Regions from separate parts of the Homo sapiens genome. Here region 1 is linked to region 2. A link is a contact called in ENCODE Hi-C or POLR2A ChIA-PET data. All regions are on one chromosome and are shown on one strand. The core of a region is the stretch at or near the end of the contact, and the rest is flanking DNA. Distances in the headings are between cores, read along the strand shown.

Region 1 (3,908 bases), core at 1,387-3,886, 41 kb after region 2:
CTGCCTCTTAATAGCTGTGTAACTTTTGATAAGTTACTTAACATCTTAATCATGAATTTGCTCATCTAAAAATTACTTATACAAATATAAGTAATTACCAAAGGTATTTTTGTGAGAAGTAAGAAAACGAAGGTAAAGTACATAATGTGTGGCATGTAATCAGGCCTTAAGTGAAGGTTATAGCAATTATTACAAATAATCCCTATATTATAGGAATTATTTGGGTTTCTGAAAAGGTGGCTGGGCAGAAAAGATGAACAATCTCTTCCTTTGAGTCTATTTGCTGATTTAAATTTAGTGGCAAAAGCAAGCTGCATCATAGTTGCTCCTGTAATAACCAGCGACATGGGCTCTACACCCTGCCTGCACAGGCTGTCTTTGCTGTGCACTATAAAGCCTTTGCCAGGCCCAATACAGTGTGAGGCACACAGTGGGTGCTCAAGAAATGCTTGTGTTTTCCGATGCCACTTTTTGATCCTTGCTATATACCCTCCTCGACTGCCATTATCTATGTTTGTGCTTTTGTCACCAAGCGCCTACCTCAGTAAAAGGTCATTCCTTGTACAGCATTATATATGAGCCTCAGAGCCAAAAAAATGTTTATTCTGCTCATTGGTGTCTATCAATTTAAGAAATCCATTTTATAAATAAGGATCTTCATTTATATAGAGGTTCAAAGTTATGCCCAAGGGCACACAATTAATGGTAGAGTTGGTTCTAGAACCTAATTGACTTGGTCCCTTCACATTTTTTATAAATAAGGTGGGTTACAAATAAATAAATATGTATCTTCTGCCTCCCAGTTAATATTCTAATACCACAGTGGCTGGCAAAATCAACCTCTTCAATTCTTTAGTTCAATCTTATTTCATAATCTATCTGTAGCAAGATCTGAGGTGAAGCAATGTGAGCAGTCTAATGAACTTAGAAATGATACATTTTGCTTTCCTCACCTTTTACTGAGTCCTGTTGTTTTATTTGCTACTCAAGGATGCGAAGTATCTGTTTAACAGTAAAGTGCCAAGCAATCTGACATCTCCTCCTGATTAAAACAGAGTCATCTCAAATACAGATGGATACATGTCATTATGCAAGCTATCTGCTTTTCAGAGCTGCTGCCTCAAACTTCCTGCAGTAAGATGCCCCCTCACACTCCCTGCAGTCCCCCATCCCTGGCACTGGCTTTCCTTGAAAACATATAATCTTGTCTACCTGCATTTTTGTATGTTTAGGCTCAAGCAAAGAATCCATTATGAAAATGACAGAACTGCCAGAAAGAATTATGACTTCACTGCTTAACAAGCTGTGAATTCACTGTGGAGGTAGCAAGGCAGAGAAGCAAAGAAACAGGAGGAAGAATATATATGAAGGGAAACTCGCCTTGGGCTCTGCACTACTGCAAGTTGAGAATGGTTTTCCCAGCCTTTCAGGATTTCCATGTTTGCTCCACCACAAACTACCTAAGTTTCTTTCCATAGTATGGGGCAGGATTTTTGCCTTTTACCTAAAGTTGGTAATACTTAGAATGATGAAGTTGATGATAATGGCAGCTTGCATTTATTGAGAGGTAAATAGGTACTAATAGTAGGCTAAGCATTTGTGAATATTATTTTATTCAATATTCACAACTTCTCTATATAGCCCTCTCATTTAAATCCTTTAAGGACTTCCCATTGCCTTTAGGATAAAGTCCAAATGTTTTAACATAGTTTATGAGACTCTCTGAGATTCCACAAACTTTTGCCTCTCTCTCAACCTCATCTAATACCACTCTGCCCCTTTCTGGATGGGTCTGGTCTCATCTATACTTTTGGTTCTTCCTGTGTTTATACTTTGTCTTGCCAATAGGCCTTTAAATATATTCCCTTGTAACCACATTTCTCCCACTAGTCACCTGATTATCTCATACCTCCCTTTAAGACCTTACTATTTTTTTTCCTGAAGAGGCTATCTCCAGTTTTCCCTGTTGTTTGCTTCCAAGGTTAAAAAAGAGGAAAAACTCTTTTGTAACTCAATACTTGAAATGACTATTTAAATTGCACCTTTTCTGCTAGATTTAACCTCTACGAAGGCTGACACCGTGTCTACTAATTCACAGTTGTTTCACTAGCCTCTAGCTGAATGCCTGACACGAGTAGACTTTGAATAAATAATTAGAAATCAATTATATGCAAAACCTATATATGAAAGTTCCCATTTCCTAGATGAGGAAACAGGTTAAGAGGAGTTAAATAACTTGCCCAAAGACATAATTAGCATATGGTGAAGCCAAGCTTTGAATCAAAGACTGATGTCAAAACCCATGTTCACAATTACTCTACAGCACTGTCTTCTCAAAATTCCCTCCAGCTATCACAGGAAAAATAAAGAATATTTCTACAGGATATTTGTCTTAGAGAAAAATTTAGTAGAAAAAGCTCCCAGGATTCAGGGAGGTGATCTTTTTCCCAACTAATTTCAGAGCTACATAAAAGAAGCTCAGTGATTTAATATCTTTCTGCACCCTGGGCCTGATGGTTTACCTCCCCAAAATCTGGTTTCTGTTTCTCAACTATAGGTGGTAGTGGATAACAGGCAACCTATAGCTACAGCTGTTAGTCCTTCCCACAGATCAACATGCAAAAGAGAAAGTGAGTTTCTCACATTCTGAGAGAGATGTTGCCCAGGCAACAAAGACAAAGCCAGAGCAACAGACCACCCAGCTGAGACAGGCTCTGTCTTCCGCACATTCTCCCATACCAGCGCCCACTTCTGTGGGGCAGCAGATGACTATGTTCATACACCCTTTTAATGGGGTGCCCCTGAAGGACTCACCTGCCACAACTGGACACAGTTGGCAAAGACATCTCCATGGACAGCCCAAACAATAGCTCCAGATTCTTGCTATGTAGTTGAGTGTTTAATGTTTAATCTGTAGACTATGCCAGAATAGCAACTTTACAGGTGAAAAGCTCAGTAGTTTCAATTTTGTGACTTGTAATAAGAAAAATAGTTGGGCACTGAATTAAACGTTTATTTAGAAAATTAATTAAACCAGTTTGCGTATCATGGCAGCCACTGATATAGCTCTGCCTCTTAATAGTTGTGTAACTTTTGATAAGTTACTTAATATCTTAATCATGAATTTGCTCATCTAAAAAATGGGCTTACAAATATAAGTAATTACCAAAGATATCTTTGTGAGAAGTGAGAAAACAAAGGTAAACTGCATAATATGTGGCACATAATCAGGCCGTACATGAAGGTTATAGTAATTATTACAAATAATCCCTACATTATAGGAATTATTTGGGTTTCTGAAAAGGTGGCTGGGCAGAAAAGATGAACAATCTCTTCCTTTGAGTCTATTTGCTAGTTTAAATTTAGTGGCAAAAGCAAGTTGCATCATAGTTGCTCCCGTAATAACTAGTGACATGGGCTCTACACCCTGCCTGGCACAGGCTGTCTTTGCTGTGTGCTATAAAGCCCTTACCAGGCCCAATACAGTGAGAGGCACACAGTGGGTGCTCAAGAAATGCTTGTTGAGGCTGTCAACCATGGGCCGTGCAGGCAGTTTAAAGCACAGTAGGCATCTGGATCTTTAAAGGAAATTGTACCGTTCTAAGAGTCATTAAATGAGTTCTTCAGGGAGGGCAGTAACAATATGCCACCTGATTGCTTTGTTCAGAAGTGCTTTCCGACTGAGTTAACCTACTAAAGATGCTGTTCTTTGCTACATAACTTCATGACTGCCAGTCCCTGCTAGGAAGTGGCTTTTCATGATGGCTTGCTGGTACGTGTGTACATGGAAGGAAGAGGCTGGCTACGGGGGAGAGAGCCCCAGAGCAGAATGAAGCTCCTGCCAACCTGTTCCAGCACACTGCTCCAGCACACTGTTGTGTCCTTTTATGCTGTGTGTGTGTGTGTTT
Region 2 (4,193 bases), core at 506-3,005:
CCTAAAGCATTTCCACATACATTTTCTCGCATGGATATTACAATGTGATAATGCAACACTTTGTATGAGTGGCTAAGGATAAAAGGCCTACAGGTAGAAAATGAAAGCAAAAATGCAAAAGTTTTGGCACTGGGGGAAAAAAATGCCTCTACTCTCTATTCACACACAAAAGGCAGAATGAGATTCCACCTGCTGACTTTCCCTTCCTGCCCGCACAGCACTAGTGCTTATGTCAGAACAAGCTGGGAGAGAGGGAGAGACGACAATTTCACCTCTTGGCAAAGCTCAGCTTGCTGAACCCTTTTGCTTTCTGCTGGCTGTTGATTCAGCAGAAACTACTGCTGCAGAATTCATAATGGTGATTTTTAAAGGCCCCACCGATCGCGTTGCTCACCCCACGTGTCAGCCTCATTCGCTGCCCGCCAGAGCACTATTTCCCCAGCCACCTTTTTATTTTTGCTAATGCACTTCCAAAAGGAAAGAGGTTCGCCCGTCTGCAAAGGGCTTTTTGGGGTTTTGATTGTCTAAGCAGGTAACCTGGCCGGCCGGGGAGATGAATGGGCAGGAAATGAAACCTTGCCCTCCCTGCAGCCACTGAGAGACATAACATCGTTTCGCTCAGGGAGGGGGGACCAAGGTCCTACTGGGCCCCTCCCTTCTTATCTCCCCCCAAGACCCCTGCGAACATCTCGGGGAAGGGGTCATCTGCCTTCCTGGGGTCATCTTTCTGGGCGAGAGCCCCACCCTGAAAAAGCCTAATCCCTGAGGGCCATTTTAACTCCCGTGGGCGCCGGGTCCACCTGCTGCTGAACGCCGAGCTCGCCTCGCGGAGCCCGGATGGATGCGAGGTGCACTGGGGCTGCCGGGGCCAGCCGAGCCCCCGCCCCAGCCCTAGGGCCCGGAGGAGTCTCCGCCACTACGCGCCCAGCTGCCCAGGAAGCACAGTGATCCGCAACTTGCGCCCGGCCCCAACGGCGGAATGCGGCGGGGCTGGCGTTACCTTCGGTCGCATAGCTGTGGTCGCGCAGGAAACTGTTGTTGATTTTGCGGGTATCAATGTCCTCCTCCATTGACAGCAGGCTTACTTGCGTGGGAACCAGAAGCCGGCAGACAAGTATCCATGATCCCTCCCCGCAGCCAGTCTCACAGGAGAGGGGGGCAGGGGAGCCAGTGGGACTGCACCATGGTCCGAGCCTGAGGAGGAGACGGGGAGGCGGAGAGAAAAAAAATAAAAACCCGGCAATGGAGCTGTCACCTCCTCCACTCGGGTTCTGCGAGGCTGCGGCGGCTCCTCCCGCGCGGTGCGCTCACTCCAGCTCCAGTTCCCAGCGAGGATGCTGCGCCTGCCTCCGCTGCCTCCGGGTGCCAAGATACGCCGTGCCCCGAGGGGTCTGGTCCCGCCCGCCCGCCCCGGAGGCGCTCACAAGCGGGTCTGGGGAGATGCCCAACAGGTTCCCCTCCTTGGCAGCCGCTCCAAAATGCAAAAAAGATCCCTCCTCCCCCTGGGAGAGCGGGCAGCCGCGACAAAATGGTGCCTTTCTGGACCCGAGCTGCAGTGGCGAGATGGCAGGGACAGGATTCAGGCTTGCCTGGCCGGAATGAGGGTGCTGGTCCCACGGGAGGGCGGCTCCGGCAGGCGGGGGTAGGGAAGCTGGCGGGGAGCTGGGCAGGGCGCTGCAGCCGGCGCCAGCGCACTCACCCTCACACCCACACGCGCGCACTCGCAGCTGCTGCTGCTGCTGCTGCTGCTGCTGCTGCAGGAGGCTGGAGGCGGCTGGTGCATTAAAGGCGAGGCTCCTCCCAACCGCGTCAGCAGCCCCACGACTCTTTCCCAGCAGCAGTGGTGGCCGAGGCAGAGGCTGCGGCTGCTCTTTGCTGCAGTGGGGCGCATGCAGCCGCGAATCGGCACCTGGGCAGCAAGCGACTAGCTTGCAGGTTCAGGTGGAACGCATAGACGCGCTCTTCCAACCTCCTCCCCTCTCGCGCCACTCAGCTAAGGGCCACGTCTACGCTAGCACCCAGAGCCCCTAGCTCCCTGCCTTTCTCCGGACGCCTGAACTTGAGAACAGCAAAGAGAAGTAGGTTCCTTTGGATAGTCAGGAAGTCTACATCCAGGTCCCTTTTCCTCACCCTTATATGATGCATGTGGTCCCTTGGTGAATTTAAAGGGCGAGGTTTGGGGCTCGAAGCTTCAGAAAAAGAGGAGAAAGTGGGAAGTGCCGCTCAGAGCCTATCTTAAGCCCTCTAGTAGGAATAGGAGGGGGATCAGGGGCCAGAACTTTGCAACTGGTTCCCCCATTCCTAAGAGTCAAAATACCTTCTAACTGTAGGAGGCTGGTGTTCAATAAAGCATCTGTGTCTACACAGGTGGAGGAAAGCACCAGACTAGTAAACAGGATCAGTCTGAAAAAGTCCACTCTCCCTTGCAGTTTGCACTTCGTTTTGGACAAATTATTGCAGCCTCTCCGTTAGGTTTTGCTTGTGCAGGAACACCTTCTATTTGCTGTCAGCATGGAAGGTACATTGAAGCACAGAAACATAAGCATAAGAGCCCTGTGCCCACAGAGAGCCACTGCTACCCTGGGGGAATTTCAGGAGTCCAATTAATACAGAAAAGAGACCTGTCTTCCTACTTCAACTAGGAAGAAAATGTAGAATTCCCTCCCCACCCATGTTTTCCCAAATTTCAAACTCTACTTTTGAAAGAAAATGAGATTACTATTGTTATGAAACAACCAAAAACATTTAATGAAGCAACCCAAATCACTAGAAAGCCAATTTGGAAAAGACATCAACCCCAATCAGTAGAAAGCCAATTGGAAACGACATTTCCTAGGTTTCATCTTGTAGAAGGTATTCATTTCAATGGGTACCACTGTAGGGAGAGACATCAGCAAATGTTTTGCTCAGTTAAGCTCCACAAGTTTAGCTAGATGGGCCCAGAGGGACCTATGAGTTAATTATATACATACAATGCTTCGGCTAACACAATTTAGAAAGTATTTGAAGTTCAGAAAAATGGAAAAACAAGTCCTTAACTGAGGTTGGGAATTGTCATTAGATTTCCATGCAGTATGGATACTTCTGGTAGATAGAAAATGACATCTTCCTCATCTCCAGAAATTGACTGCATATCCCTGGGAGAAAAGAGCAGAAATGTTCCTTGACATAGTTATTTTGTGTGTGTGTGTGTGTGTGTGTGTGTGTGTGTGTGTGTGTGTGTGGTGGGGGGAGTTCAGTTCAACTTTCAATAGATTCTATTTTATTTTCATCTAGTGCTTAAGACTTATACACTTGTTTGTTCAAAATCCACATTTAAAATTTTAGTAACAGGTGAAGACGGGTACAAGTTGATTTAATCCACTTCAGTACAAGTTGTCGTGGCTGGTTCTTCCATGGGATGAGCTGTATCTATCACCGAGGTTCCAACATTCAGTCCTTTTGTAGTTACACATTGCAGCTTCTCTTGGATATTGGCACAATTTGGAGTAGGAGCAGAGTGGGGAAAAGCTAAGTTCATCTCTTAGTGAATCAAAATGATGAGAAGACATTGTGCCTTCGGTTGGAATGATCTTAAAATTGTTTCAGGAGGCCTTGGAATAGTATTTGGGAAAATTTCCCCTGTATCTTTCTGAATCAAGGGCTAGATTGGGACAGAGCTGTGTGATGAATCAGGTAGGCCCAGGCTCATTGGCCAGGCTGTGCTTGAGGAATTTTCCATTGTAACCAATGGGGAGAATGTCCCTTCCACAGATCGAGTCTCTGGGTTTATTTATTTTTCTTTTCACATATGCTGCAAACTTTCTCCTGCATTTATTCAACAGTCCAGGCATTTTTCCTAAGACACATGTTCTGAGAAGGCAGATTGGATAGGTCTCCATTGTTTAAGTAGATTTCAAGGTTTCCATTTGGCCAACTACTCTTTTCTAATATGAGAGAACTAGCTCATCCACCCAAAACCAAGGGGAAAAAAGCTGTTGGCTCTGTGCCATAACACAACGACCTGTGGTGGAGGTAAGGGAGTGAAAAGAGCCCTGTGCACCACTGTGGAGCTGGGGGGCGGGGTGGGGGAGAGAGTGGGGGAGATGGGAGTAGGCTGCAGAGATCAGTCTTCAAAAGACTCACTGGCCACTTCTCTTTTCCTCTAAAATGTCAAGTTCTTTCCAAAAGTGGTGGGCATTTCCGCATGCTAT

What was found. A loop is a pair of places that touch in the nucleus more often than their neighbours do. ChIA-PET counts read pairs that join two places held with the same protein, here RNA polymerase II (POLR2A). Pooled maps may share reads with other maps.
Region 1: a map of natural killer cell shows a loop between it and region 2 (2.3-fold over the local background). The contact joins the promoter of PPP2R2B-IT1 here to the promoter of PPP2R2B in region 2. A Hi-C loop is called at or near these places in 2 of 168 maps with a recorded cell type or tissue (endothelial cell of hepatic sinusoid and natural killer cell), 1 of 37 single-sample maps with no recorded cell type and 3 of 50 pooled maps. POLR2A ChIA-PET finds 5 or more read pairs at or near these places in 6 of 52 experiments (CD8-positive, alpha-beta T cell, H1, WTC11 and 2 more).

Annotation. Positions count from the first base shown.
Region 1 is chr5:146,916,870-146,920,777 of GRCh38, forward strand. It overlaps PPP2R2B-IT1 (PPP2R2B intronic transcript 1), which reads right to left and starts at 2,637. Exons shown (of 4, transcript NR_047115.1): 1 at 2,523-2,637; 2 at 1,505-1,519; 3 at 954-1,042. It overlaps LOC105378214 (a long non-coding RNA gene), which reads left to right and starts at 1,482. Exons shown (of 2, transcript XR_944386.3): 1 at 1,482-1,567. It also overlaps a transcript of PPP2R2B not described here.
Region 2 is chr5:146,877,002-146,881,194 of GRCh38, forward strand. It overlaps PPP2R2B (protein phosphatase 2 regulatory subunit Bbeta), which reads right to left and starts at 1,756. Exons shown (of 10, transcript NM_181675.4): 1 at 1,590-1,756; 2 at 1,001-1,194. The coding sequence starts at 1,070.